Linked DNA regions of Mus musculus: all the other regions are linked to region 2. A link is a loop called in an ENCODE intact Hi-C map of the cell type or tissue named here. Cell type or tissue: gastrocnemius. All regions are shown on one strand. Each heading gives the region's core, and the rest is flanking DNA. Links, peaks and the distances in the headings are about the cores only.

The links. Hi-C counts contacts between places; a loop is a spot of excess contacts. Peaks named below come from ENCODE experiments on the same cell type or tissue, not always from the same donor. Only the 100,000 strongest peaks of a DNase experiment are listed, where the experiment ranks them.
Region 1: it touches region 2 in a loop (7-fold over the local background); 2 of 42 quality-filtered maps call a loop at or near these places.
Region 3: a loop joins it to region 2, with 1.9 times the contacts of the local background. A loop is called at or near these places in 5 of 42 quality-filtered maps.

Annotation. Positions count from the first base shown.
Region 1 is chr2:154,412,296-154,423,012 of GRCm38, forward strand. It overlaps Gm39962 (a long non-coding RNA gene), which reads right to left and starts at 9,034. Exons shown (of 3, transcript XR_866871.2): 1 at 8,897-9,034; 2 at 7,686-7,916; 3 at 4,204-4,296. RefSeq lists a cis regulatory region at 7,109-10,717. In gastrocnemius, for the core only: a CTCF peak has its summit at 5,012 (motif pointing right); DNase peaks (open chromatin) are centred at 5,012, 7,781, 7,997, 9,091 and 1 more place.
Region 2 is chr2:154,504,364-154,512,363 of GRCm38, forward strand. It overlaps Cbfa2t2 (CBFA2/RUNX1 translocation partner 2), which reads left to right. Exons shown (of 11, transcript NM_172860.2): 3 at 190-431; 4 at 6,145-6,234. It also overlaps the pseudogene Gm18767. Among named protein-coding and RNA genes, the nearest start is that of 1700003F12Rik, 41 kb to the right of the region's middle. In gastrocnemius, for the core only: a CTCF peak has its summit at 3,742 (motif pointing left); DNase peaks (open chromatin) are centred at 3,420 and 3,728; H3K27ac peaks cover 1,950 bases.
Region 3 is chr2:154,428,988-154,439,591 of GRCm38, forward strand. Cbfa2t2 (CBFA2/RUNX1 translocation partner 2) reads left to right here and starts at 7,497. Exons shown (of 11, transcript NM_172860.2): 1 at 7,497-7,649. The coding sequence starts at 7,616. It overlaps Gm52564 (a long non-coding RNA gene), which reads left to right. Exons shown (of 3, transcript XR_003954074.1): 3 at 1,290-1,447. RefSeq lists a cis regulatory region at 1-2,965. In gastrocnemius, for the core only: no CTCF peak of the experiment used is centred there; DNase peaks (open chromatin) are centred at 4,621, 7,333 and 7,725; H3K4me3 peaks cover 2,995 bases; H3K27ac peaks cover 3,966 bases.

The sequences.
Region 1 (10,717 bases), core at 1,404-9,403, 91 kb before region 2:
TTTTAATACAGTTTTCAAAAAAGAAAAGAGAGGTGGCAAGATGGCTCAGAGGGTAAAGGAATTTGCTATACAATCTTTGCGCCCTGAGTTCTATTCCCCAGAACCCATGTGAAGGTGGAAAGGGAACTAATTCCAGAGTTGTCCTCTGACCTCCACATATGCCATGGTGCATACTCCCATACACTCATAACATGCAGAGCATGCAAAGCATGCACGCATGCATTCCTGTGCTCAAGTGCAAATACATACACATACAGTAATGTATTTTTCTTTAAGGATGCGCCTGAACACTGGCCATTCTTCCAGAAGGCCTCGGTTCCCAGAACTCGCGAGACTGGCTAACAACTCTCCAGTACCAGGAAATCCAGCACCCTGTTCTGGCTTCTGTAAGCACCAGGAATGCATGTGGTGCTGTGGTGCAAATATATCTGCAGGCAAAAGCAAATAAATAAACGAATGAATAAATAAATAAATAAAATTAAGAAATCTCAAAAAAAAAAAAAAAGATTAAAAAAGGATAGCAACACTTGGGAGGCAGAGGGAGGCAGGATAGAGCTTTATGACTTTAAGGGCAGCTTGAGTTTCAAGCCAGCAAAGGCTACATAGTAAGACTGTCTCAATAAACAAATAAATAAAAATTAAAAAAGGAAAAGGGGGGAAATGCAAGGGAAGGGAAGGAGAGGAGAGGAGAGGAGAGGAGAGGAGAGGAGAGGAGAGGAGAGGAGAGGAAAGGAGATGGGATGTGGTGAAGAAGTCCTACACTACCAGCACTGGAGGGGAAAGAAGGAAGATCAGGAAATCAAGGCCATGGTGTACATAATGAGTTGACAGTCAGTATAGAATACAAGAGACCCTTTCTCCAAATATAAAAATGATACCAGGTGTTGTAACTCCTACTTTTTTTTTTTTTTTTTTTATTACATGTAAGTACACTGTAGCTGTCTTCAGACACTTCAGAAGAGGGAGTCAGATCTCATTACAGGTGGTTGTGAGCCACCATGTGGTTGCTGGGATTTGAACTTCAAACCTTTGGAAGAGCAGTTGGGTGCTCTTACCCACTGAGCCATCTCACCAGCCCAACTCCTACTTTTATTCCCAGAATTCTGTGAGTTGGAAGCCAATCTAATCTACATAATGAATCCCAGGCTAGCCAAAGACTCACAGTGAAATGCTGTCTCAAACAACAACAAAGACAAACAAAAAAGCCAGGCAGTGGTGGTGCAAGCCTTTGATTCCAGCAAAGGACCAAGTGCAGGCATGGCATTTCCTACTCTCTGCTCATTTTTTTAATTCTTTATTTTTATTTTATGTGCATTTTGCCTGCATCCATATCTGTCAGATCTCCAGAAACTACAGTTATAGACAGTTTTGAGTTCCCATGTGAGGGCAGGGAATTGAACCAGGATCTTAGCAGCTTTCTCTTAACCACGGAGCCATCTCTCCATCCCCTGAGAGTTCTCTAAATAATTGTGCTGCCTGTTACATGCCCACTGGAGGTGAGACAACAGCATGGAAATGGGCTTTTCTATTTCTGTTTTTGTTTTGTTTGTTTTATTTGAGTTAGTGTCTCATAAAGCCAGGCTGCCCTGAACTCACTACGGAGCCAACAGTGGTTTTGAACTTCTCATCTTCCTAATTCTACCTCCCCATCTAAGATTGCGGATGTACGGCACCAACCAGGCCCAGCCCTTGACTTTTGGCCTCTATGAGCACTGCATGATCACAGTGCACAGACATTCAAGTAAACACTCATACACATCAAAATTAAAATCTCAAAAATAAATAAATAAATAAATAAATAAATAAATAAATAAATAAAAAGATGCTTCTGCCTAATGTGATAACAGACACCTTTATTCCCAGCAACCAGGGGCAGAGGCAAACAAATCTCTATGAGTTCCAGTCCAGCTAGAGTGAGGGGAAAAAAATGTTCCTTATGTATATAGAATATTGGTAAGGCCATCCAAGAACTTATAGGATCTTACGGAAAAAGGTAGGATGGCTTAGTGGGTAAAGGCACCTGCCATCAAACTTGATGACATGAGGTTCATCCGGAAGACCCACATGGCAGGAGAGAACCTGCCCCTACAGGTTGTTTCCATACAGGAACTACCACATCATGCATGTGACACATATGATACACACATGCATACATAAATAAAAATATAATTTAAAAAATGTGTGTTGGGGGCTGGCGAGATGGCTCAGCGGGTAAGAGCACTGACTGTTCTTCCAAAGGTCCTGAGTTCAAATCCCAGCAACCACATGGTGGCTCACAGCCATCCGTAATGAGATCTGACGCCCTCTTCTGGTGTGTCTGAAGACAGCTACAGTGTCTTACATATGATAAATAAATAAATCTTTAAAAAAATTATTTAAAAAAAAAGTGTGTTGGACAAACAGTCAGTGTCCATGTGAAAAAGGAGACAAGAAGAATGAATGAGGGAGAAGTCCTAGAACTTTTGGTAGCAGAAGAAAAAGCAGGCATTCTTCATGATGTCCATAATACATGAGAAATGTTTTTGGTTATTAGCCAATAAGCCTTCCAAGAACCAAACACTTATTAAGTATCATCAGTGAATACTCTGGCACTCTTGCCTTCTACTGCAGATGATTAGACTGGCCGGAAGAGGTCAATACTCCATGACTCCCAAGGATCTGACTGGGCGTTGTAGCTCCGTATCCACCCCTCTGTGACAGTGAGGAGTCATATACAGCACATGTTAGCTGGGCGTGAGGCAGAGCAGGCAGATCTCTGTGAGTTCAAAACCAGTCTGGTCTACAGTCTAGTGAGTTTTAGGACAGCCAGGGCTGTTACAGAGAAAGTCTGTTTCAAACAAAGTAAAACATAACAAATTAAGTTGTAAAGGAGACATTTGGGAGACATTTGATCCCAGAACGGAATCAGTGGGAATAGAAGTGGAACAGAGAGAGGAGTGGAGAGAAGATATGATCAAAATACTTATATGCATATATGAAAATGTCAGGGCTGGAGAGATGGCTCAGTGGTTAAGAGCACCGACTGCTCTTCCGAAGGTCCTGAGTTCAAATCCCAGCAACCACATGGTGGCTCACAACCACCCATAATGAGATCTGACGCCCTCTCCTGGTGCATCTGAAGACAGCTACAGTGTACTCACATATAATAAAATAAAATAAATAAATCTTTTAATAAAAAAAAAAAAAAAAAAAAGAAAATGTCATAGTTTTAAATCTAGCATCATGCACAATTAATATATGCTATTATGAAAACCATTTAAGAGGGGCTGGAGAGGGCTGGTGAGATGGCTCAGCGGGTAAGAGCACTGACTGCTCTTCCAAAGGTCCTGAGTTCAAATCCCAGCAACCACATGGTGGCTTACAACCACCCATAATGAGATCTGACACCCTCTTCTGTGCGTCTGAAGACAACTACAGTGAACTTATAAATAATAATAAACAAATCTTAAAAAATAAAATAAAATTTCACTCCCAAAAAAAAAAAAAAAAAAAAGAGGGGCTGGAGAGATGGCTCAGTGGTTAGAGTATTGGCTGCTCTTCCTAGAGGTCATGAGTTTAATTTCCAGCAGCCATATGGTGGCTCACAACCATCTATAATGGGATCTGATGCCCTCTTCTGGTGTGTCTGAAGATAGTGACAGTGTACCCATATACTTAAATTATATAAATAAAAATAAAATTTAAAAATCTTAAAAAAAAAAAAAGAAGAAGAGAAAAGAAAACCATTTCAGACAACTGTGATGGCATAGGCCTTTAATCCCAATACTCGGGGGGCAGAGGAGGGCCAGACTGGTCTACATAGCGAGTTCCAGGCCACCAGAGCTAAGTAGTGAGACCCAGTCTCAGAAATAGCTGAGAGAAATCTGGAGGGATGGTTGAGCAGTCAAGACTGCTTGCTTCTCTTGCAGAGGACCAAGGTTGGGTTCCTAGCACCTACATGGCAGCTCATAACCATCTGTAACTACAATTCCCAGAGACAAATGCCCTCTTTTGACCTCCATGGGCACCAGGCAAGTACTTAGAGTACATGCATGCAGTCAGCCACCATGCCTGGCTAATAACACATTTCCATAATCTTAGCATTTGGGAGGAGAAAGTAAGAGAATCAGGAATTCAAGTCCAGCATTGGCAACAAGGCCAGCCTGGGCTGGGCTACATGATACCCAGCCTCAAAAAAAAAAAAAAAAAAAAAAAAAAGCCAGGCATGGTGGGATGTCTTTAATGCCAGCACTTGGGAGGCAGAGGCAGGAAGATGACCACAGGTTTTGAAACTAACAAAGGTTTCGCCTTGAGATCCTGTATCAAAAGAAAAAGAAAATAGATAAACCAATTAATTATGTACGTTAATATAGGATATAATTACATAAGTTTAATTAATCAAAGGGAGCTCAAAATCACCTCAGCATCGTTATAGAAAGCATACCAGAATGAATTTACAACACGCTGAGCCGTGGTGGCGCACACCTGTAATCCCAGCACTTGGGAGCAGAGGCAGGCAGATTTCTGAGTTCGAGGCCAGCCTGGTCTACAGAGTGAGTTCCAGGGCACCCAGGGCTACACAGAGAAACCCTGTCTTGAAAAAAAAATTATAACATGTAATCTGTTTTAACATAATGGACTGTGTAATGCTTTTACCTGTGTTTACAGATTCTGTCAAGGACATACATGTTTACATAATGAAGCAGAGGAGGTCTGCCAAGGCAAAGAATCTACCTTTTATGATAGAGTCAATAGAAGCCAGAAAGGTGTTCATCATTCAGGTTCCTGGTCTAAGCAATACTTCAACAAGCCTTATCCCTGCAGCCCAGAAGCAGGCACTGGAAAAAGGCCCTGTTTAGGGCTCCAGACAGACTAATGCTTAATTCAGGATGCAAAGATTCTGCCTTCAAGGTCCACATCCCAAAACACCAGCTGGGCAGGACAGCCTGAGTTCCTGGGGAATCAGTGCCATCCTTATCCTTTTTCTTTCAAATTAAAACTTTTGTCTTGGAGTGGAGGGAATACCAGCAGGGGGCAGCAGACAGTCGGGGAGTGCCTAGTGCAGGGTCCTGGCCTGGTTTAGAACAATTCCCTTTGAAAACAAGGGAATAAGTAACAAAAGTAGAAAAGGAGTGGGCTTCTCCTTTCTTCTTTTTCTCCTTCCTCTCTTCCATGTCTCCCTCACCCTGTTCTCCCGCTTTATCTTTCGTTTCTTTCACAAAGGATCTACCAGCATAGCCTCAAACTGAAAAATCTTCCCTCCTTAGCTGTCCAAGTTCAGGAATCACAAGCCAAGACATCTCCCTTGTTGTGTTTTGTTTTGTTTTGTTTTGTTTTTGCTTTGCTTTTGTTTTTGTTTTTTGGGTTTTTTTGTTTGTTTTAGATTTATTTTATTTATATGCGTACACTGTAGCTGTCTTCAGATACACCAGAAGAGGGTATTGGATCCCATTAGAGATGGCTCTAAGCCGGCATGTGGTTGCTGGGAATTGAACTCAAGACCTCTGGAAGAGCAACCAGTGCTCTTAACAGCTGAGCCATTTCTCTAGCCCTCTCCCTCTTTTTTTTTTTGTTTGTTTGTTTGTTTGTTTGTTTGTTTTTTGGAGACAGAGTTTCTTCTTATAACTCTGGCTGTTCTGGAACTCCCTCCAGGCAGACTTTGAGATCCATTTGTTCAAAAACAGTTTGAGTATTAGATTCCATTATAGATGGTTGTGAATCACCTTGTAGTTGCTTAGATTTGAACTCAGGATCTTCAGGATCTATTGAAAGAGCAGTCAGTGTTCTTAACCACTGAGCCATCTTTCCAGCCCTTGAGATCCCCCTATAAGGGCAGGGTCAGGGGTGATAGCACCTGGACCCAAGAGTGAGGAACTTGGGGCCCAAGGTAGCCCGTGGGGTAGATAAGAGCAAGATTGTATCCTGTGGAAGGGCGGTCAGAACAGGTGTTTAGGAGGTTGGCGAAGCAGGGTTTCAAGTTCAGCACAAGTTGGAAAGTGTGGTTTGTGGACGCACTAAGCTTGGGAAACAGAAAGGTATCCTTGTAAGGTATGGAGACCTAACAATGGCTCCTGGTGTGGTTTCAAGGTAGGTCCGTCGGTGCAGTGCTCCTTTAGCATGCGTGGAGCCCTGAGGTCAACCCCCAGAACATACAAAAATAAATAGTAAACTAAGTGCGGTGGTAAGAGGATCTGGGCCAATCTCAGCTACAAAGCCTGTTAAAGGTGAACACGGGCTACATGAAACCCTGCTTTTAAAAAACAGAAACAAAACAAGGGGCTGTGACAGAGCTTAGTTAATGGAGTACTTGCTTAGCATGTAGGAACACCTGGGTTTAATGCTCCCACGTAAACTAGGTGAAGCAGCACAGGCCTGTAGTCCCAGCAGTTGGGTAGTGCAGCAGGACCCGAAGTTCAAGGTCATTCTCAGCTACACAGTAAGTAGGAAGCCAGCCCTAGATACACCAGACCCTACCTCGACAAAGTATATAATAATAGTAATATCTCATTCAAATTTCTGCTACTGGCTTGAGGACCGCTTTATTGAGATTAATACTGTTATTACTATGTTTGAAGAACTAGTCATTTTATTCAGCAAGAAATTTTTTTCTTTCTTTTTGGTTTTTGGAGACAGTGTAGTCCTGGTTCAGCAAGAATTTATTTATTTGTTTTTTTGTTTGTTTGTTTTTTTTCATGTGAGTACACTGTTGCTGTCTTCAGATACACCGGATGAGGGTATCAGATCCCATTACAGATGGTTGTGAGCCACCACGTGGTTGCTGGGATTTGAACTCAGGACCTCTGGAAGAGCAGCCAGTGCTCTTAACCGCTGAGCCACCTTTCCAGCCCTCAGTAAGAATTTTAAACATCTTTTAAAAATACAACTTATTTTTCTTTTCTGTGCATTAGTATTTTGCCTGCATGTATATCCATGTGAAGGTAGGTGTCAGGTTCTCTGGAACTGGCGTTACAGATAGCTGTGAGCTGCCATGTGGTTGCTGGGAATTGAACCTGGGTCCTCTGGAAGAGCAGCAAGTGCTCGGAAGCACTGAGCCGTCTCTCCAGCCCCACTTTATGCCAGCATGCAGGAGCCAGAGGCAGGTGGATCTCTAGGAATCTGAGGCCAGCTTAGTCTATATCGCCAATTCTAGGCCAGCCAAAGCTCGATAGGGAGGCCGTGTCTCAGAAATGGGGGAAGAGGGGGCTGGTGAGATGGCTTAGTGGGTAGAGATGGCTTAGAGCACTGACTGCTCCTCTTCATTTTGAAGGTCCTGAGTTCAGGTTCTGGCAACCACATGGTGGCTCACAACCATTCCTAGTGAGATCTGATGCCCTCTTCTGGTGTGTCTAAAGATGGCTACACTGTACTTACATGTAATAAAACAATCAATCTTAAAAAAAAAAGAAAGAAAGAAAGAAATGGGGGAAGAGGGGAATGAGGGGAGCAAAGGGCCAACTCTTTGGCTCCAGAATTTTCCTTTCTGCTTTTCACCACCCAAAGTCAGGGATTTCCTAAAAGCCTGCCCCTAGTTACACACACAGCTCCCCCTTTCTGTGGTTCTCCTCACATCCACACCGCTCGCACTCAGGCTTCCGCCAGAGCAACTCTTTTTCTTTTCCTCGCAGATGTTTCACACGGCCTCTTTTTCACTCAGAAATTCCCTCAAAAGCATTCACTGGTAATTTTTCCAAAATCACAGTAATTACCTCATTACTTTGATATTAATAGACTTCACTTGGCACCAGGGAGCCAATTGAAAGCGCTGGGCCCTGGGTGAGGGGCGGAGAGGGACTCTGCAGGGCAACTCTTCATGAGTGCTGGCCTCCCCACAGGCCTTGCTGCCTCCCTCCCAAGTTAGTCTTCATCTTTGCTCCCACATGTTCTGATTGAAATGAAGAGGATTTTGGAGCCATAGGCTCCTTAGAGATGGCAGATGCCTAAACAGGGAAAGGAAAGATGAAAAAGAAATAGTGGAGTCTAAACCATGTACTCTCAAGAGGCCTAGAGTCTCACAGCAAAGGCAAGGAGGATCCTGGAAGGCAGCCCAGGGCTTCCGGCTACCCTAGGCAGCTTCCCCTCCACCCCCTTCTCTCAGCTATGCCCCAAGGCAGGACTGAATTGGAAATCTTTTTTTTTTTTTTTTGGAAATCTTTTTGGAGCTCAGCCTGAAGGGTATCTCCCCAGGCCCTTTATTGGTTCCCGTACAGCTCTGTTATTCAGTGGGGTCTATATATCACCTGGTCAATAATTTATTTACTCCTCACTACATTCTTACATTATTATCTTTTAATAATATGTGGGCTTTGTATTTCAAAATGCTTCTTGAATAAAACGAGGCCACTGCTGTCATTTAACCCACTTTACAGATGAGAAAATTGAGTCAAGGCAAGAACACAAGATTGTAACTGAGGAGTTCTAAGGATTCTGGGCCTGAACCTACCAGCTACAGGTGCCCTAGGATTTCTCTCTCCACCTGGAGGTTTCTCACCTCTAGACCTGCAAGTTCTTCCTAGCTATAGGAAAACGGTGGATTTAACCTGCATGTATTGAGGGCTTCTACATGCTACCTCACATTAGGTCACCTCCCCCTGAGACTATGCTCTGAGACCTCAGGCGACCTGTCCAAGTGTGCACTCGGCAGCCAGTGTGGAGTCACTAGACTCCCAGGCTTATTCTCTTCACCTTAAGACTCTTCTACAAGCATCTCCCTCTCGAGGCCAGCCATCCAGAACAATTCCTGAGACCACTGAAGAAGGCCCACTGAAGGTCAGTTTAGTGACTGGGTTTGCCCAGTTGCAGTGTGCTAGGAGGACCAACAATTGCACCTGACCCTCTGCTGCCTTTCCCCCTTCACTGCATTTGAATCAGCAACCGGTTGAGACCATCTGGCTGGCCACACTTTCTTGGCCACACTTACCCACTCTCTGATTGACAGATAAGTTTCCAAATCCAAGGCTCTCCAGGAACACTTCCTGGGACGCTTCCTCCATAAATGGAATGGGAAGAGGGATAGTCTCAACAGAAAGCCAGGACCGAGAGTGATTGGGCAGCCGGGGAGACTTGACTGGCTGAGCTAGGAGATGGGAGGGGGGCAGCATAGAGGATCCTTTGTTAGGCCAGAAGCTACAAAGCTGCCCCATCCCCACCATCTGGCTCCTGCTCTAGCCCAGTGATGCATGATGGGGAATATTGGGGGTTGGGGGGGGGGATGTGTGCTAGGGGCTACCCACCTGCTCTGCCTCCTGGGATAAGCTGATCCAAGACCTCCCAGGCCCATCTGGTCAACACATCCCCAGGCCCTGACCACCCCTGGGACTCCTTTAGACAGACTGAAATTGGCCGGGAGTGTGGCCAGCCTGTCAGGGTCACAGGTCACTGTTAATCTGCCAGAACAAGAGAGGACAGGCAGGTGGGCAGGCAGGCGGTGTGGGCAAGGCCCTGGGAGTTCCTGCTGTCTTCTCTAGTGATCACAGAGGGAGGGTTTCCCCTTCTGGGAGGCAGGGAAGAGGTTATTGGACTCCAGGGAAATTGCTCATTCTCACACCTACCTAGCTGTTCTAATTCCAGATGGGAACCCTGGAAACTCTCCCTAAATATGCTCAGAGCATCACTGCAGTGATGTCTGAGACAAATACTGGGGGAAATCTAAGTGCCCATCAACAGGAACTGGGTTCATCGAAAGACTGAGACCATCTTCAATGTTACCCAACTTCTGAGCTGAGAGCTGAGGTCTCTCTGTCAACTGACTCCCTGAGAGTCTCTTGTCTGGAAAAACAATACTGTAAACCAACAGATCACCTACTGATTGCTCAGGGAGTTGCTGCAAACCAATTTCTTTGGGCAAACAATTTGTTCAACTTGGCCAATACCTTTTTTTTTTGGTCAGACCACAGATTAATTTCAATATTTTTCGAGCATCGTCTCAGAATCCTGACCTGTCTATGCATGGGCTTACGCTCAGGATTCCACCTGGACTCAGGCTTGTGACACCCAGCTCTCTCCTTTGCAGCTCAGCATGCAGACTAAGGCTCCAGCATAAAGCCCTTCTCCCTTTTAAGCCCTTCTCCCTTTTAAGCTCCTTCTGGACCTGAGCATGTGTGGAATCCTCCATTCTGTGGATGAGTCGCTCAACATGAAATTAATTTACATGTGAGTCACAATGCCTCATGCTATCATGAAAAACAACTTCATCTGGGACTCGAGCCACTCTGTACAACTGCAGTGTATTAGGAGGAGCAACAGTTGCACCTGCCCTTTCTCATTTCTTCCCTGGAAACTGGGGAAATTTCTCAGACTATTCCTAGGTTGTTTGGGAAATGAAAGTGTTGTTCCCCCATTGGAAACAAGATGTATTTTCATCTATCATCTTCCTCTCTCTCTCTCTCTCTCTCTCTCTTTCTAGTTGGTTTTTTGAGACAGGGTATCTCTATATAACCCCAGCTATCCTGTTGACCAGGCTGTCCTTGAACTCACTGAGTCCTACCTAAATCTGCCTACCAAATGCTGGGATTAAAAGCATGGGACACTACACATGGTAACATTTATGATTTTTTTCAAAAAGCCACTTTTCAGGTGTTTACCAATCCTATTATATCACAAACTTTGGTCAGTCCCTATCGGTTTTCTGCTGGAAGATTGGCCAAGGAACTGACTCCGCAATTAAGATGCATGCTTGTCTTGTAAAGGACCCAGGTTCTACCAGCAGCATCTACATGTTGAATCAAAACTGCCTAAATCT
Region 2 (8,000 bases), core at 1-8,000:
CAATATTCTGTCACCATTTTTTCCTGACAGTTTGTCTTGACACACAGCAAACTCATTGAGGGTGGAAATAAGTTTTTCACACTGACATGCTTTACATGCGTGAATGAAAGAGAACATAAAGGTGAGGAGGTCAGCAAATTCTCTTCAGTTCTGCACTCACTGACTCCTCTCATTCTGGCTTTCTTTTAGTAAGCAATGGCATCAACCATTCCCCTCCTACCCTGAATGGTGCCCCATCGCCACCACAGAGATTCAGCAATGGGCCTGCCTCCTCCACATCGTCAGCACTAACGAATCAACAGCTGCCGGCTACTTGTGGTGCTCGGCAGCTCAGCAAGTTGAAACGCTTCCTCACCACTCTGCAGCAGTTTGGCAATGATATCTCACCTGAGATCGGCGAGAAGGTTCGGACTCTCGTTCTAGCCTTGGTGGTAAGTACAGCTTCACCTCCACCAGCTGCCTAAGAAGTGGTATTTCTGCTTATTCCCCAACCATGTAGATAATGTCTTACAAATTGTGTAAAACTGTTGAATTATAGATTTCGTAGCAGCATTTGTTTGTCAGAAAAATCTTTAGTGTGTCTTACTATCCAGGGTGCTGATATAATTCCAGGAGGCAGCTTTGGATTTGTCTTAAACAGCTGACGTCCAGTCAAGTCAATAGAAGGCTGTTTGTGTGGCAGCACAGCTAGCTAGTGGGTGCATTATTTGGAAACCAGTTTTAATTTTCAAAACATGATTTGTAAAAGTAGACGTTTCATTAAATAAATAGTATCTAAGTAGTTGTGTTGTTTAGCTCCTTATGCATAGTTTCTTTAGTTTTCATTCTGTACTGATCTTAGTGAGCCTGCTCATAAAGGATTAACTCTTCTATATTGCCATCAGGGTGAGACTGAATATCTCAGTTTATAAGGGAAGTGCTACTAGTTCTCAGAATTTTCAAATGAAATACTGTAAAATTCACTTTTGATAACAGCATGCTGTGTTTTTTCATGCATGTTGGCTTCTATTTATGATGAAAGATGAATTATTGTACTAGTTATTTTTTGTTGTTTTGTTTTTGTTTGTTTGTTTGTTTGGGACAGGGTTTCTCTGTGTAGTCCTGGCTGTCCTGGAACTCACTCTGTAGACCAGGCTGGTCTCAAACTCAGAAATCCGCCTGCCTCTGCCTCCCAAGTGCTGGGATTAAAGGCGTGCGCCACCACGCCCGGCTTGTACTAGTTCTTAAAGTTGTATTTCTTCTCAAAATACAATTTAGGTCGAGGCCAGCCTGATCTACAAAGTGAGTTCCAAGACAGCCAGGGCTACACAGAGAAACCCTGTCTCGAAAAACAAAACAAACAAACAAACAAAAAATACAATTTAGGAAAATCCCTGAGGTCCCCAGTGTCCTGGAGGGCAGGAGATGGAACATAGTTGGTAGAGTCCTTATCTAGTAATGGGTACAGTCCCAGTACTTTGGATCTTTAGGCACAAAGATCAGGAGTTTAAGGTCATGCTGAGTTACATAGTTTCATGTCAATTGAAACAAGGCTGTGTATCAGATCTTATCTCCAACCAAAAACAAAACAGGGTCTCATGTAGGGCAACTTGCCTTGAACCAGATGTAGTCTAGGACCTTGAACTCTTGATTCTCCCGACTCTACCTCTTTAGCACTAGAATTTCAGGCATGAGCTGCCATTATTTTGTTGTACTGGTTTATAATACCAACATTTATACACTTTGACCTTTGACAAACATGAATTGTTTACATTTGGGGATAATTTGTCAGGGGTCCCTAAGACTGCCCCGTGTTTATAGATTGGTTATCTTCTCTATATATGACATATAATGGTGCTAACCAACATTTATTCTAGAGCTAAAATAAAATTAGACAGGAAGATCATAAAAAAGATCTACATGGGCAGAGCATGTGCTGACTTCTTTAACTAAAGTTCTCCTCATTCCATGATTACACAGAACATATTCTCCTCTGAGCAAAGAAACTAGATAATATGCTGCAGCTGGGGAAGCCTGAGGAGCACTCCAGACTTGTACTGTGACTAGGCCTTCTTAACCACCCACCCACCCACCCACCTCAAGCTCCTCGTATGTGGAATCCAGTGTTTTGGCATAATGAGAAACAGTGAGCCACTTCTGTCACTTAGAGAAAGTGTGAGGTTGTATGTGTGTATTATTTCCTCTGTTTGTTTATTTAGAAAAAAAAACCCTACTTATTAGTCAAAATATAAACTAACATTATTGAATTGAGACTAACAACCTTTTTTCCTTTAGTTTATTCTTGTTGTGTGTCCATGAGTGTTTTGCTTGTATACACGTATGCATATCGTGTGTGAAGTGTCAGAGGAGGCCAGAAGGCATGTATTGGATCCCTTGACTGGAATTACAGATCATTGTAAGCTGTAATGGTACCACATGGTCACCTGAAAGAATGGCCAATGCTCATAATGTTGAGCCATCTCCATAAGCAAGATTTATTTATTTTTTACAAAGGAAAAAAAGATTTATTTATTTTTATGTTATATATGGGCATTTCACCTGCGTGTATGTCTGTGCCTCATAAGTGTGTGGTGCCCAAAAAGCCAGAGGAGAGTATTGCAGCCTAGGATCTCCTTTGTTCGTGTTTAGTTGATTTTTCTCATCCCAGAGCTCTTCCAGCTCTCACTGCTCTGGTGCTGTGTCTGTGGAGCTTAGTGGGTATGAGAACCCATTTTATCACTGTTTTTGTACTTTGAAGTTTTAGTCATACACTTTATACACAAATTACTCTACAGTCTTTTTAATAAATTGAAACAGTAAGTGAAAAGTAGAAAATACAATGGTGATGCCTTCCCCTTAGTGATGTATCAAAAGCATTATTCATTGCCCCAATTAGTGACAACGTGAACAGAGTCTATAAACAAGCCAAGGCATTGTAAACTGGTTGTTGATGATGGGCAGGTTCTAGTGCTAATCCAGGGCCTAAGTGATCACCACCTAATTTGTTTCGGAGGGAACAAGGCCAGAAATCTCTAATGAATCTGGGAATTTATAGAAAAGTAGAATAGGCTATTTTAAACCTGGTTTAGCAGTACTGTAATGCAGCTTCTCCCAACCCTAGTTAAGTAGCAGCAATGCATTTAAAACCATTAACAATGTATATATTGCACTAGGTAAGTGAACATTCTGCTTCCAGATACTTGCATTGCATTTCCAAGCATATAACTCTCAGGCAGAAGCCTGAGTACACAGGCAGGGGCAAGCTGCTTGGACTTTGTAACCCAACATGCTCTGAGCTCAGTTCCCTTGCATTACAGTTACTTGGTTTGTGATTTCAAGGCTTGGTAGCCTTGTGTGTGGCTGCCAGCCATGCTGCCGCCTGCCTCTTGCTGGCATTTACATCCTCTCTAGCTATCAGCTTCAGCTATGTTGCAGCCTCTGTCCCTGGCAGTATGTACTGCAGGGTCATGCCTGTGGCTTGAGTGCTTGCCTGCTCCTGGAGTGAAGCCTTCTGTGAGAATCTGCATAGTATGGACGTGCAATCTCAGGCTCACGATGACTGTCTTCATCCAGAATCAAGCATCTCTGGCTTCTCATTCAGAGAAAAGTTACCCAAAAGTAACAAGGAAGGTAGCTCCACTTAAGAGCGCCTTGAGCTGCTTGCTATAAAACTCAGCCATGCAGTGGGACAGCAAAGCACACTCAGCACACTGGAGTGCTGAGTCATTTAGCACACGTGCTGAAGTGCCACCTTCTGGCTGCAGCACCTGTCTCAGCAGCATTTTCTACAGCGGCTGCAGTGATGCTTTCTGCTGATAAAGTCAAACGTGGTGTCACACTGCATACATCTTGGACATTCCTTGTCAAGAACTCACTGCTCCTCCAAGCTGAATAGGCTTTCGAGGGTGCAGTGTGCAGTCCACTGGGCGAGTGCACAAACTTGGCATTGCTACTTGCTGCAGCCACAGCTTGAGCAGCCCTTACACTGCCACACAGGGCAGCCTACTTTATAAGTTTATAGAGCACTACATTCCCACGTGTGCCACTTCTGTCACAACTATCACCACTGCCATTCATCTTCAGAACTACTTTCATCTACTTGGTTTTTTCAAGATTATGTCTCCTGTAGCCCAGGCTAAATTCACTGTGTAGCTAAAAATGATTTTTGTCTACTCATGTTTCAGTCTCTACCTCCCCAGGGTTAGGATTATAATCATGTGGCACCATGTTCAGTTTCTGTTGTACTGGGGATCACATTTAGGCCTTCATGTATGCCAGACAAGCACTGCACCAATAGAGCTGCCCCTCAGCCCCTTCACGGTTCGACAGTGATGTGATGGATGTGCAAGAGCTTTGTAAAGGACAGGGTGTCTTGTGTCATCTGTATGTACAGTGTTTGTTTATCCGTGTGTCCTGTATGAAGGGTGGTAGATTGTTGCTTCTGCCCTGTCAGTTAGGGAAAAGTTTTATATCATTGTAGACGTTTTCCAGTTCACAGTCTCATATCAACTGACAGTCTGCTTTTCATGCAAGCCTGCATTTCCTTTTCCCTTTTCTATTTTTATTATATTTTAATCTTTATTATAGTATATGTGTAGGTATGGCTGTGTTATAGGGGTTCTAATGTCCTCTTCTGGCCCCCACAGGTACCAAACACTCACATGTTACATGTACATACATGCAGGCAAAACATACACATTAAACAAAAATATAAATTTTTTAAAAAATAAAAATTATGTTAAAATTTTTTAAATGTTTGCAGAGGTATCACCTTAAGAAGTTAATTTAAAAGCTGGGTCCAGGGGAAATGCGTGTCACACGGCTTGGCGGCAGTACTTTCACTCACTGAGCCATCTTGCTGCCAGCCCAAGACCTTCTGTATACTGAGCCTTGACCAGTATATAGGTAGTGGTATAGATCTATAGGTACTGTGAATTAGTGAGTTTCATAAGATGTTAACAGTGGAGGAGATTAGAGAAACGGCTCATTATGTAACCCTTCTAATTTTAAATTTTTCAAATAAAAAATTATATAAAATGTAATAAAAATAGAAAAGGGGAAAGAAAAGGTAAGCCTGTATGAATTGATTGTGTGAGTACTTTGTCTTGTGTAGGTCTGTGTACCACATGTAGCCTGGGACCCTCAGAGGCCCAAAGGAGTGTATTAGTTTATAATTTTTCTCAAAAAAATTAAAAGTATACATAAAGTAAATATAGCAGCTAGTGAGCTGTTGAGGCAGCCTGTGTTTCAGAGAGGTCCTGTCACCACCCAGCAAGTATGGGGCCTAGCTCTGTCCTTACCTATCCTCATACTTTATCTCCTAAGATAGTCCCTTAAGACTAAATCTTCTAATGTTTACCTTTCAAATTTTCTCTCTCTCAAGCATTTCTTAGCCTTTAAAAAAGATTATTAAAGTCGGGCAGTGGTGGCACACGCCTTTAATCCCAGCACTTGGGAGGCAGAGGCAGGTCGATTTCTGAGTTTGAGGCCAGCCTGGTCTACAGAGTGAGTTCCAGGACAGCCAGGGCTATACAGAGAAACCCTGACTCGAAAACCATTGTACACAGGGTCAGATGTAATAGTAGTACATGACTCTAATCCCTGCACTCTAGCAGACACACCATGAAGATCTCTAAAGTTCACGCCAGGTAAAGCTACATAGTGAGATGCTGCATTAAAACAAATGTTTAAAAATGTATGCACTTGTGCCATTGTATTTGCATGAAAGTCAGAAGTGGAATTCAGGCTTTGGCAGTAATAAGCACCTTTACCCACTGAATCATCTCGCTCACTATTAAAATACGAGAAACTTAGTGGTCTTATTTCCTCCTGGACTGTGCAGTCTTTAGAGGAGGGAAAAAACAACTAAGCAAAAACTAAACAGTTATATTCTTGGTGATTTAACAGTTGACTGAAGTCAGTCTGGTACGACAGCTCATTCTTCTTGAGATGCAGTCTGCCCTGTTTTGGCCACACAGGCAGCCTTGAGTCTCTCTCTTCCTCTGGCATGAGTCACTTAGTCTCTGCTAGAGATTTGTATTATCACTTTGTCTATCCACAGGGAAAGTTCAGGTCATTCCTTTGGCCTTTCCGTACACTTAATCTTCCTATTTTTTTTGCTGTGTGTGCCCAGTTTTGGATGTTGACTATTATTTATCTTTGCAGAACTCAACAGTAACAATTGAAGAATTCCATTGCAAGCTCCAGGAGGCCACAAACTTTCCTCTTCGTCCATTTGTGATTCCATTTCTCAAGGTAATTCTGAGAGGCATTTGTTGTAGTATGTCATCAGCATTTCCTCAAGGTCTGCTGATCCTTGCTGTTTGATCTTAGCAAAGACAACTTGTTGGCATTTTTCATAAATTTGTTTTATTTGTAGCTGATAGGTGAACAGTATGTAAGTTGGCCTCATTTGAAATGGGAATGATTTCTGTTTCCAGAACTCTAGTTAGCATCCAGGAGCAACTACAGGAAGAAAGAACCAAGAAAGAGGACAGAGTATGCGAGTTTGTGGGCATAGAGGGAATGCCACTACATCATGTAGATGTGGTCTGAAGATGAAGAGTGTGTGTTATCTGAAAGGAGACCCTTTACAAAGACGCAGTGGTTGTGTTACTCAAACCCCAGATACTACAGTCTATCGATGTCATCTTGAATTGTTTTCCCTGGAACATACTTTTGTTCACATCATTCTAAATTATCACGCCTTCTGTCTTAGTTAGGTTGTTATTGCTGTGAAGAGACACCATGATCATGGCAGCTCTCATAAGGAAAATATTTAATTAGGAATGGTTTATAGTTCAAAGGTTTAGTCTGTTAAATGTCATGGCCTGCTGGCAGACTCAGTGTTGTAGAAGGAGCTGAGAGTTGCACATCTTGATCCTCAGAAAGCAGATGACTATGTCACTTGCATGACTTGAGCATATATGAGACCTCAAAGCCTTCCTCCATAATAACATAATTTCCTCCAGTAAGGCCACACCTAACCCAAGGCCACACCTCCTAATAATGCCACTCTATGGGCCAACCATTCAAACACATGAGTCTATGGGGGCTCTTTCTTCCTTCCTTCCTTCCTTCCTTCCTTCCTTCCTTCCTTCCTTCCTTCCTTCCTTCCTTCCTTCCTTCCTTTCTGGGTTTTTTGTTTTGTTTTGTTTTTTTTGTTTGTTTGTTTGTTTGTTTGTTTGTTTGTTTGTTTGTTTTTCAAGACAGGGTTTCTCTGTGTAGCCCTGGCTGCCCTGGAACCAACTTTGTAGACCAGGCTGGCCTCATACTCAGAAATCCACTGCCTCTGCCTCCTAAGTGCTGGGATTAAAGGCGTAAGCCACCACTGCCAGGCCAGGGCCCATTTCTATTGAAAGTCCCACACTCATTCTCATAAGTGTTTTTATTTTTAAGAACCTTCATGCTCACAGATAAGGTGTAAAATGGTACAATAAGCTTCCTTTATGGCTCCCAAACCAATTTCCCAAAAAGGAGCATTTCACAATCATTTCCTATTTTTCTTCGGATATATATTTTTTTAAAAGTTGTAGATGTGACACACTTAAATTACCAAATGAAAAATTTCATTTTTCATGATAGTAGGGATCTAATCTTGGGCTTCAGGCATGCCAAGCCCATGTTCTCTCAGGTAGCCATGTCCAGAGCTCTTAAATCAAGATGTTAACACTCAGTCAACACTTGTTGTAGGATGTACAGACTTATTTATTTTTACTAGTGTCCTACTAATGTTCTTTACAGCAAAGTTAAGCTTTTGTATGTGTGTGTGTGGTCTAATAAATTGATGGATTCCTCAGTCATACAAAACATGCTAAAGGGAGTTGGGAATGAAAACCTTTCTTTCCATAGTCATTCAAGAACACAAAATGAAGAAAATTCCAAAATCTTCAACCTGTGGCTTTCTCGATAATAGGGTACAAATTCAGTTGGCTGATGGCTAAGAGGGATGGACTAGAGAGAGAAAATGGGTGCTTAAAGGATTTTGAAGAAACTAGCAACTGTGCTTGCCTGTCTGTCTG
Region 3 (10,604 bases), core at 2,605-10,604, 73 kb before region 2:
CGCTCAGAACTGTCTGGTGGCTGCAAAATTGACTTACAACAAAGCCATGGTCTTTATTAAGGTGCAACAGGTCCCACACAAGCTCCGGCCTCCTTCTATGTCTCTCGTTCTTTACCAATTTCCTTAGTGTGCTACAAATGTCTCAAGGCCTTCACTTCCTACCACCCTCTCCTTCATCCACATTTGGCAGCTCTTTTACCTTCTTCAGGTTTCCGTGGTATAAATGTCACCTTCCTAGCCAGGTGGTGGTGCTTCATGCCTTTAATGTCAGCACTCTGGGGGTAGAGGCAGGTGTTTCTCTGCATCAGGGGCCAGCCTGGTCTACAGAGCAGCTCCAGTACAGCCAGGGCCGCTACACAGGAAAATCCTGTCTCCAAACAAATAAACAAACAAACAAAAAGACTTTTTTTGCTACTTTATAAAAAATAGAACTGGAACTACATTCTTAGATTTTCTCCTGCCTGTTTTTTTCTCAGAATAGTGTTATTACCCAATGTCAGCTAGTGGGCCAGCACCACAGGACAGGACCTTTGTCTAAGACTGTTGTTATCCCCAGAGCTGAGTACAGTCTTGGAGCTCAGTGATAAGCTGAGGTGTGGAACAGTAGAAGAAAACCTATACGCTCAGGATTCCGGGATACCCTAGTATAGCAAATAATGAGAGTGCTTTGTGTAAACCAAAATTTTGTCATGTGGGGAAATTTAAAACATTTATATAAAACTTTTTACAAGGTGGTAGAGATTTCTGAAATAGTGCCCCTTGGGAAGCTAGCTACCTTTGACAGAAAAAAAAGTCTCTTACCTGGAGCTCAGTTTATAAGGGAGCCTATGATTAGTATTACATTTGGGGAGATAAGGCTTGGGGGCTAGGACCACTTCCCCACAGACATTTGGAATTGATAGCCAGAATAGAACACTCAGTGTACCCAGCGCCCTGGGAGACTCAGGTGCATAGACTGAGACCCCCTGTCCTCCAACTTTTTGGATTCTTCTTCTTTAAGAATATCTGGTAGCAGAGCCGGGCGTGGCGGCACATACCTTTAATCCCAGCACTCAGGAGGCAGAGGCAGGCAGATTTCTGAGTTCGTGGCCAGCCTGGTCTACAGAGTGAGTTCCAGGATGGCCAGGGCTAAACAGAGAAACCTTGTCTCAAAAAAACAAAAAAATAATAATAATCTGGTGGCACATTTGTTTAGAAGGAGGGGTGTGTTGTGCATGTGGTAGGGGGTAAATCAGAGTCCTGAGGGCTAAAAGAAAACTTTTTATGTTATCTTTTGCCCTGGACTCCAGGATCCATCTTTTGGTCTTCAAGGAGGCAGCAGAGAAGCTGACTATTCACCCTGGCTAGTGTCTCACTGTCCTCTGGGCTTCGAAGAGGTATGGCGGAGGAAATAAAAGGCTCTTTGGGGGCTGGTGAGATGGCTCAGTAAGAGCACCCGACTGCTCTTCCGAAGGTCTGAAGTTCAAATCCCAGCAACCACATGGTGGCTCACAACCACCGGTAATGAGATCTGATGCCCTCTTCTGGTGTGTCTGAAGACAGCTACAGTGTACTTACATATAATAAATAAATAAATAAACTAAATCTTTAAAAAAAAAAAGAATATGTTTAAAAAAGGCTCTTTGGGAGCTGGGGATGTGGCTTAGTTGGTAAAATGCCTGTCTAGCACTAAGCCTTGGATTCCATCTCCAGCACCCCTAAACCTGACTTGGTGGGACATGCCTACAATCCTGGTTTCTCTGGAGGATGAGTCAGGATGTGTTCAAGGCCAGCCAGACCAACTTAATAAAAAGCTGTTCTTGCTTGCTTTGAAATAGAGTTCCAAGCAGCACACACTGGAATCAGACCCAATAGTACCAGAGGATAACCTGATCCTTCTGCACCACCACACCTGGCAAAGCCTTTTTCTCTGCGTGGTTCCAAAGATTGAACGCTGGTTCTCAGGCATGATAGGCAAGCTCTCTACCACCAGACTATCTCTACAGCCTCTAACTTGCCTAATAGTCTGGGCTTCCTTTAGTTTTCCTGGCCATTGGCAAATGCAGATCTTTCCAATCTTTATTTATTTATTTATTTATTTACTTACTTACTTACTTATTTTTGAGACAGGGTCTCTCTACCTAGCCCTGGCAGTCCTGAAACTCATTTTGAAGACTAGGTGCATCACAGGGATCTTCCTCTGCCTAACAAGTGATGGGATTAAGAGAAAGGACAACCCACCCAGTCCTATCTTAATTATTAATGCTAATTTTCAGCTCATATCCTATCGCAAGGACACATACATTACAGAATGGCTAAGAACCTGTTAAAGAGGCTACAAAGTTTAAAGGTGCCTTACTAAAGGCAGAAGGCAGGGAGCTAATGCAGATAGATTCTAGGAGAGTTATTGCAGGTGCTTAGCTTAACATAACCAGATGCTGGCACAGTGTCAGCACGGGCTACTGAAGCTCTGGGGTGGTTCCAGGTACAAGATTGAGGGCTGTGGGAGTGTTTTACATCTGAAATTCCAGCATTTGCAAGGCAGAGGCAAGTGATAAAAATTCTAGGCCAGTCTGCTGGATCATATAGTTACTACCTGGCCAGACAGGGCTATATAGGAAGGTTTTGTTTTAAAGAAAGGTAACTGCCGGGCACGGTGGCACAGGCCTTTAATCCCAGCACTCGGGAGGCAGAGGCAGGCGGATTTCTGAGTTCGAGGCCAGCCTGGTCTACAAAGTGAGCTCCAGGACAGCCAGGACTATACAGAGAAATACTGTCTCGAAAAACCAAAAAAAAAAAAAAAAGAAAGGTAACGATGAACATGGTGGTGGGTGGTAAATTCTAGGCCTTCTAGGTCCCCAGGAAAGATGGCTGTCTTCCTCAAGCCATCCATGTAAGCCAAAACTCTTGGGGCTCTGGAGACAGAGTTAGGAACTTAGTGCTTGTGGGTATCTTGATGATGGGTGAGGATGTCTCAGCTAACGTTAGGAGCCCCTTTTACTGTATGGTCCAGGTGAAGGAGCTGTAGCATTCCTTGGTCTGGTGTGTTTGATAACTTTGTGGTCCTGCTTTCTCTGATAACGTCTATCATCAAATTAAGTGGTAGCCAGAGCAAGGACACCCAGCTCTCTAGTTCACTTGTGGTATTGCAGCTTTGCGAGACCAGCACGCAAGAGGCCAAGGTGGAGACTTAAAACTAGACTGAAGGAAATGAGTCTGAGGCCAGCCTTAGTTATATAGTGAACCTGTCTCAACAACAAGTTCTTAAAAAAAAATTACGGTGCTTTATTTTTTTCATAATTTTCTTGAGTATTTAATTTGGATTTTATTTTACTTGTTTATTTTGAGGCAGGAACTCATTATGTTCCTTCCTCATTTTTCAAACTTGCTCAGAATTCTTGATGCTCCTGGTCTCTATCTCCTGGGTACTGGATTTATAGGCATACCCAACACAATGTTTTTGTATTCTGTTAATTTTCATCATAAACATGCTCATTCAGATGGAACTCATAAACAGTATGAATTCTAATAATCCAGCTAGTGTTCAAACACCTCGACTGTTCATGTCTTCCACCGAGACCTTTTTAGGCACCTTCTCTTTTGGAGGAAGTTTTTTTTTCCTTGACAAAGTCTGACTCATGGCAAATATTTCTCTGTTACATAGACAGGCTTGGTCAAGTTTGAAGGAACTGAGTGCAGCGGAACACACCTGTAATACTTCAGGAAACTGAAACAGGAGGATTGCTATGAATTCCAGAGTGGGAATTACCATATGGCAAGTAGTAAGCCAGCCAGAGTCATAGAGGGAAGCCCTGATTTAACCATGTTAAGGATAACAAAATCTGGCCTGTTGGTGTGCTAGGATCCTAGGCCAGGGAGGTGTAAAGGCCCTGATTGCTCTGGAGGAAGCTGGCTGCGTGCTGGGAGGGAAAGGTCATGGTTCATGGACTCATGCTGGCAAAGTGAGAGGTCAAACTTCCAAAGTAGCCAAAAAAGGAGGAGGAAGAGGAGGAGGAGAAGAGGAAGGAGGAGGAGGAAGAAGAGGAGAAGTAGAAGAAGAAAAAGGAGGAGGAAGAGGAGGAGGAGAAGAGGAAGGAGGAGGAGGAAGAAGAGGAGAAGTAGAAGAACGAAAAGGAGGAGGAAGAGGAGGAGGAGAAGAGGAAGGAGGAGGAGGAAGAAGAGGAGAAGTAGAAGAACGTAAAGGAGGAGGAAGAGGAGGAAGAGGAGAAGTAGAAGAAGGAAAAGGAGGAGGAAGAGGAGGAAGAAGAGGAGGAAGAAGAGAAGAAGAAGAAGAAGAAGAAGAAGAAGAAGAAGAAGAAGAAGAAGAAGAAGAAAGGTAGATCCAAGAGCCAATGCAGTACAACCATCACTTTGTCAATGTTGGGCCCACCTTTGACAAGAAGAGCCCCAGCTAATTCCTAAGTCCTATTGGGATAATAAAGCCACCTTTTTTTTGGGGGGGGGCAATCAACAAGTAACCAACCACCACACCACATCACTATCATGAATAAATACATAAGTAAATAAATGTCAGTGGTGTTTCAACAAGGAACAAGGAGCTACTCCACAAGTCTGTAAGCCGCTCTCTCCCTGTCTTCTGGTGTTGATCATTCACTAGCAGGGGAAGTCACGTGGCCTAGACAGATGGCAGGCAGCATGCACTCTCTCTGCCTGCCCAGCTTTACTCTTGTTGTCACTAAAGACAAATACTGGGGGGACAAAAGGAAAAAGAAAAAAATTCAGCTTGGTATCATCATGTCTGGAGCCCCAGAATTTGGGATGCCAAGACATGCGACTTGTTAGGAGTTCCAGGACAGTCTGAGATATAGACTGAGAATCGTAAGGAAAAAAAAAATATTAATAAAATAAAGAACCAAACAAATAGCTCAGAGGTCCAAGCAATTTCTATTTCCTTAGGTCTATTTGAACCTGTAACCTTTGTTTGTTTACAGAGCCAGATATCAAATCTAGGGCATCAGTCCATGTTAGGGGGTTTCTTTTTTTCTTTTGGGAGACAGGACCTGACAGTAGCTCAGTCTGGCCCCATAGTAGCCATCTTTTTGTCTCACGATACACTTGATATATAGAATTCGTTGTCTTTTTAAATTATTTATTTTTATTTTATATGCATTAGTGTTTTGTCCACATGCACATCTGTGTGAGGGTGTCAAATCCCCTGGGACTGGAGTTACAGACAGTGTGAGCTGCCATGTGGGTGCTGAGAATTGAACCCTGGTCCTCTGGAAGAGCAGCCAGTGCCTGTAACCTCTGAGCCATCTCTCCAGCTTCTGTAACTGAATTCTACCCCCACCCCACTTCTTCTCCTTCTTTTTAAATATTTATTTATTTATTTTATATGAGTACACTGCCACTTTCTTCAATTACCCCAGAAGAGGGCATCAGAGCCTATTATAGATGGTTGTGAGTCACCATGTGGTTGCTGGAAATTAAACTGGACCTCTGGTAGAGCAGTTAGTGCTCTTAACCACTGAGCCATCTCTCCAGTCCCCCACAGGCACAGGGTTTCTCTGTGTAGCCCTGGATGTCTTGGAATATGCTCTGTAGACCAGGTTAGTCTTAAAGTCACTGAAAGCTACCTGCCTCTGCCTCCTGTGTGCTGGGATTAAAGATGTGTGCTGTTTTTTGTTTTTGTTTTTGTTTTCTTCTTTTTTCTTTTTTTTTTTTTTTCTGAGACAGGGTTTCTCTGTGTACCCCTGGCTGTCCTGGAACTCACTTTGTAGACCAGGCTGGCCTCGAACTCAGAAATCCACCTGCCTCTGCCTCCCAAGTGGAATTAAAGGTGTGTGCCACCACCGCCCTGCGTGTAGCTGAATTTTTGATCTCTTCCCAAGTGCCACTTTACGGGATTACAGGTGTGTGCCATTTCACCTGGCAATGCCACCGCGGCTCACCCAGTTTGGCCTCTAAATCATCATATAGGGCAACCTTGAACTGATGTCCTGCGTTTACCAACAATGCTGGAAGTACAGGTGTGACCCACCATGCCTGACCTTGTTGTATTGAGACAGTCTCACTATGTGGCCCTGGCTGGCTTTGGGTTGGCAGTTATTTTGCTAGTTTCCCTAGGGTGGGATTACAGGTCTGTGCCACTATGCCAGGCTGGCTTCATTTTAGTTATAGTTCCTGATTTTGAATCTTTGAGAGACAGAATGGCAGAGAACTCATGCTAGGATCAGAGTACTTTCTTGGGTTGCTCGGAGGATTTATGTTTTGAGTTTGCTAACAGAAATAGGTGGACAACCCAGTGGGAGAGACTCTAGCGAATGTGTAGAAAAGGGGAGAAACTGTATTTGGTACTGAGATGGTTAATTGCAGAGTGTATAAAAGCAGCTGTTGAAGACAGGCTAGTGACTCTTGCTTACAATCCCAGCACTTGGGAGGCCACGGGAGGAGGATGTGTGAGAGTTCCAGGCTTTTGTGGCTACACTGTGTGTTCCAGCCCAGCTAGACATACAAAATAGGCCCTTTTCAGAAACAACTTTTTGTGAGGCCTGCTGGTGTTATAGACACAGCTTTGGGAGATAGACTTAGAAGTATAGCTTAAGGTTCAAGGCTAACCTGGTGTAGGTCAGTGAGTTCAGAATAGCCAAATGTACATTATGACATTGTTTCAACAAACCAAAATAAACCTGCACTTAACCAGGCCTGGTAGTTCAGGCCTTTAGTCCCAAGCACTTGGGAGGTAGAGTTAGGTAGATAGATTATCTGTGAGTTCCAGGACAGCTAGAGCTACAAGTGAGACTGTGTCAAAAAACCACCACCAACAACAAAAAAACCCCTGCACATACACGTGCCCCTCCTCACAAACACAGACAAACCCCACAAAGCCCCTTGATCTGATACAGAAATCAGTAATGACAGCTAGTTGTTTTAAACATTTAGATTCCTATAGCCGCAAAAGATGTAGAAATCTGCGAGATAGCTAATTTGGCAAAGATGCTTGCTGTCAAACAAACTTGATGCCCGAAATTTGACCTGCTGGATCCACAGGGTGAAAGGAGAGCCTGCTCCCGACTTGTTCTCTGACATTCACATACATGCGTTGGACTCCCTCAAACATATACACGCACACATATGCAATAAGTCAATGTAAAAACAAATAAGTAAAAGGAGGAAAGAACAATTTTAACACCCAATACAACCGTCAAAGCGTTACAAGGCCTGCACCTGAAACGTCCCTCCCCGAAGCCCCGCCCCGGGACTCCGCCCCCGTTCCTAGGTTGCCGCCCAGGCCACATCCGGAAGTCTGGAGCTCGGAGAAGGGCGGCTCCCTGCGGCCACGCATAGCGCGCGGGAGGCGGGTCGAAGTGCAGGCCGCTCCAGGATAGGACGCAGCCTGGCGCGGAAGGGGCGGGCCAGGTCAGGAGGCGGTGCTTCGCGTGAGCGCCCTCGGGCCCGTCTTCCGCGTGCGTTGGTCTGCGCGCGGGAGCGCGCGGCGGGGGCGTGCCGGGGCTGTCTGGGGGCGGGGCGGCGCGCGGCCTAACGGCGGCGGCGGCAGCGGCGGCGGCGGCGCTGGTGCGGGCGAGTTCGGCGGGTGCAGGTCCCGGCCTGCGCCTGCGGAGGGCTCAGGCAGAGGGTCGAAGCGAGCGGCGCTCGCGACAGACTGCGCTCCGCGATGGTGGGCGTCCCTGGAGCGGCCGCCTTCCAACGTAAGTGGGGCGGGAAGGCGGACGGCTGAGGGGTGTGTGTTGAGGGGCCTGCTGCTCCATAGGCGGGAGGCTTTGCAGAGGCCCCCCGGCGGGAGGCCTGGGCAGGGAAACTGAGGCCGGGATTGGGGCACTGGATCCAAGGTCATGCGGCTCCCCGGCCTTCCGGGGCCCTCGGGGCTATCCCGGCGCTTCCTGTGGGGCTCGCGGCTCCGGGTGCTGAGCAGGACTGTGTGGAGCGGCCTTGGAGCTCAGGCCTGGCGGGCGCCCTATGGACTGTCCGCGAGAGAAGTATTGTTTTGTTTTCGCGGCATCGGGGCTGAAAGTCCGGTCCCGGGAAACACGCCGGAATTGGAGCGACGAGTGGTAGATGTTGGAGGATGCCGGGCTGATATTCCGGAGGGCCCTGTTGAATGTAGGCTCTGGGGTCGGACTGCTTTGGGTTCATGTCCTGGCTCCCTCGCGAGTAGGCTGTGACCTTGGCGCTCCAAAAGTCTCAGTTGCTCGATCTGAAAAATGGGTTGTGAGGAACGTACTCTGAATGCTCTGTAGTAGGGTTTAGTGAATCCAGTAAAATCCCCTGAACACACAGTTGCACATCATACTCAAGTGTGAAAACTCACTATCGTAATCACAGTTTGTTATGTGTGTTCCTCGGAAAAGTCCGAAGTTGGCGTCTGGTTGTGTTTTGTTAGTTTGTTTAATATTGTCTTTGACTAGTCCTACTATGTGACTCAGTTGTGTTTTTATTCTTACCTCCATTTCGCTATCCCATTTACAGACGTTCTTCCTAGAATTGTAAGATCCTTGGAGGAGGGATGGCATCGTTTAATAAGAACAATAAAAATTTAATTGTCATTAAAATAGCAGTAATAGCCAACATTACTTGAGCACCAGGCAATTTGCATTCGATTCATTTAATATTTATTAAATCATCTAAATACAAATTATCACTCTAAGTCCAGAGACTATGGCAACAAACTTGACAGACTAGATTCTGAATTTGAGTTTAAGAGAGGGACTCGTGCTTTGTGGATATTTCTTTGTCTATGCCAGGTGACAGTCTAAAAACAGGTATTTGAGGCACGTTGGAGGCTGAGTTTGAGGTCAGCCTGATCTATACAGGCCAGCCAGGGTTACATTGTGGCACCCTGCCCCAAACAAAACAAAATAACAAAAACAACAACAAAACCCTAAAAATAAAACAAAAAAATGAATAAAAGCTAACATCAGGTGTTGCAGGATGTCCGTTGTGCAAGGATAAAATGAGGCCTCTTGAGAGCTTTTAGCCCCTCCCCTCTTTGCTCTTCAGTTCAGCAGTTATAGCGGAGGATTCATACAGCCTTTTTCTTGGGCTCTCATTCCAAATTGAATGGAAAAAGATACAAACTAGATTTTCCCACCAATGCCTTCTGTAGTTAAGTGTGCTGTTGCTGCTCTCAATGGTCTTCTGAAGGGAGACAAGTAACCCTTAGGTTTGATGGTATCATATATAAGAAAAGTGGAAGAGAGGCGCTCGCCTTTAATCCCAGCACTCTGGAGGCAGAGGCAGGCGGATTTCTGAGTTCCAGGCCAGCCTGGTTTACACAGTGAGCTCCAGGACAGCCAGGGCTATACAGAGAAACCCTGTCTCAAAAAACCAAAAAACAACAACAACAACGAAACAAACAGAAGAAAAGTGGAAGAAACTTTTACCCGAATTTAAATTCATTTACTTAAAGCAGTATTGGGGATTGCACTCAGGGCCTTGTGCTTTATGTACCATGCTGATCTGTATCCCCAGCCCTTTTTATTTTCAGACAAAGTTGCCCAGGCAACTTGTAATTCTGTCTCAGCTTCTCAGTAGCTAAAAATACAGGCCTGTGTCACTAGGTCCAGATGAACTAACACATTTTTATTTCCATGTCTTTTATGTTTTCAGTTAAATATATTCCCAAAAAGTTGAGTATGGTGAAAGCTTGTGTAATTCCAGCACTCAGGAGGCTGAGGCAGGAGAATATGAGTTTGAGGCCAGCCTAAGTTATGTAGTGAGACTGTCTGGAAAAAACAAAAGCCAAGAAGTAGGACTTTGTGGTTTGTTATGTAACTAAGTTTCTTTGCAAAAGTTAGTATATAGTGGTTTAATATGCTGAAGGCCTATAGGTGCTAGGTAGGTACTTTTTCTTTTTCTTTCCTCTGTGCAGCCTTAGCTGTCCTGGCCACTCTGTAGACCTTAAACTCAGATTGACCTGCCTCTGCCTCTGCCTCTGCCTCCCAGTGTTAGTTTTAAAGGTGTGTGCCATCACCTAGGCAGGTACTTATAACTGAAAACTACAAAGTTCTCCTTAAAAAACTCAAAAAGTCTCTCTGGGCCTCCATTTTTGGGGGTGGGGGGAAGACATGGGTTCACTGTGTAGCCCTGGCTGTCCTGGAACTCACTGTGTAGACCAGGCTGACCTAGAACTCACAGAGATCTGCTTACCTCTGCCTAATTAGAACTAGTTCCAGGACAGCCTGGGCTACACAAAGAAACCTTGTCTCAAACAAACAACCCCCCCCCGCCCCCCCCCAAACCAAACCAAATCACAGAAAAGATAGGATTTTACTCTGTCCTCATCTTGGGCAGGCCAGTCCCACCACCTCCTTGTTGGGCTCCTCAGAGCTAGGGTGATAAAGGCATGTGTCATTTTCAGTGATTTCAGAAGCTTACCTACACTCTTTCTTTTTTTTTTTTTTTTTCTTCGAGACAGGGTTTCTCTGTAATAGCCTTGGCTGTCCTGGAACTCGACATGTAGACTAGTCTGGCCTTGAACTTGTCTTGATCCTCTAGCTTCTGTCTCCTGAGTTCTGGGATTACAAGCATGCAATCTGTGTAGCATGTTTCTCTGTGTAGCTCTGGCAGTCCTGGAACTCAGAGATCTGCTGTCTCTGCTTCCAGAGTGCTGGAATTAAAGACCTTCAACAATACCCTGGCTCATT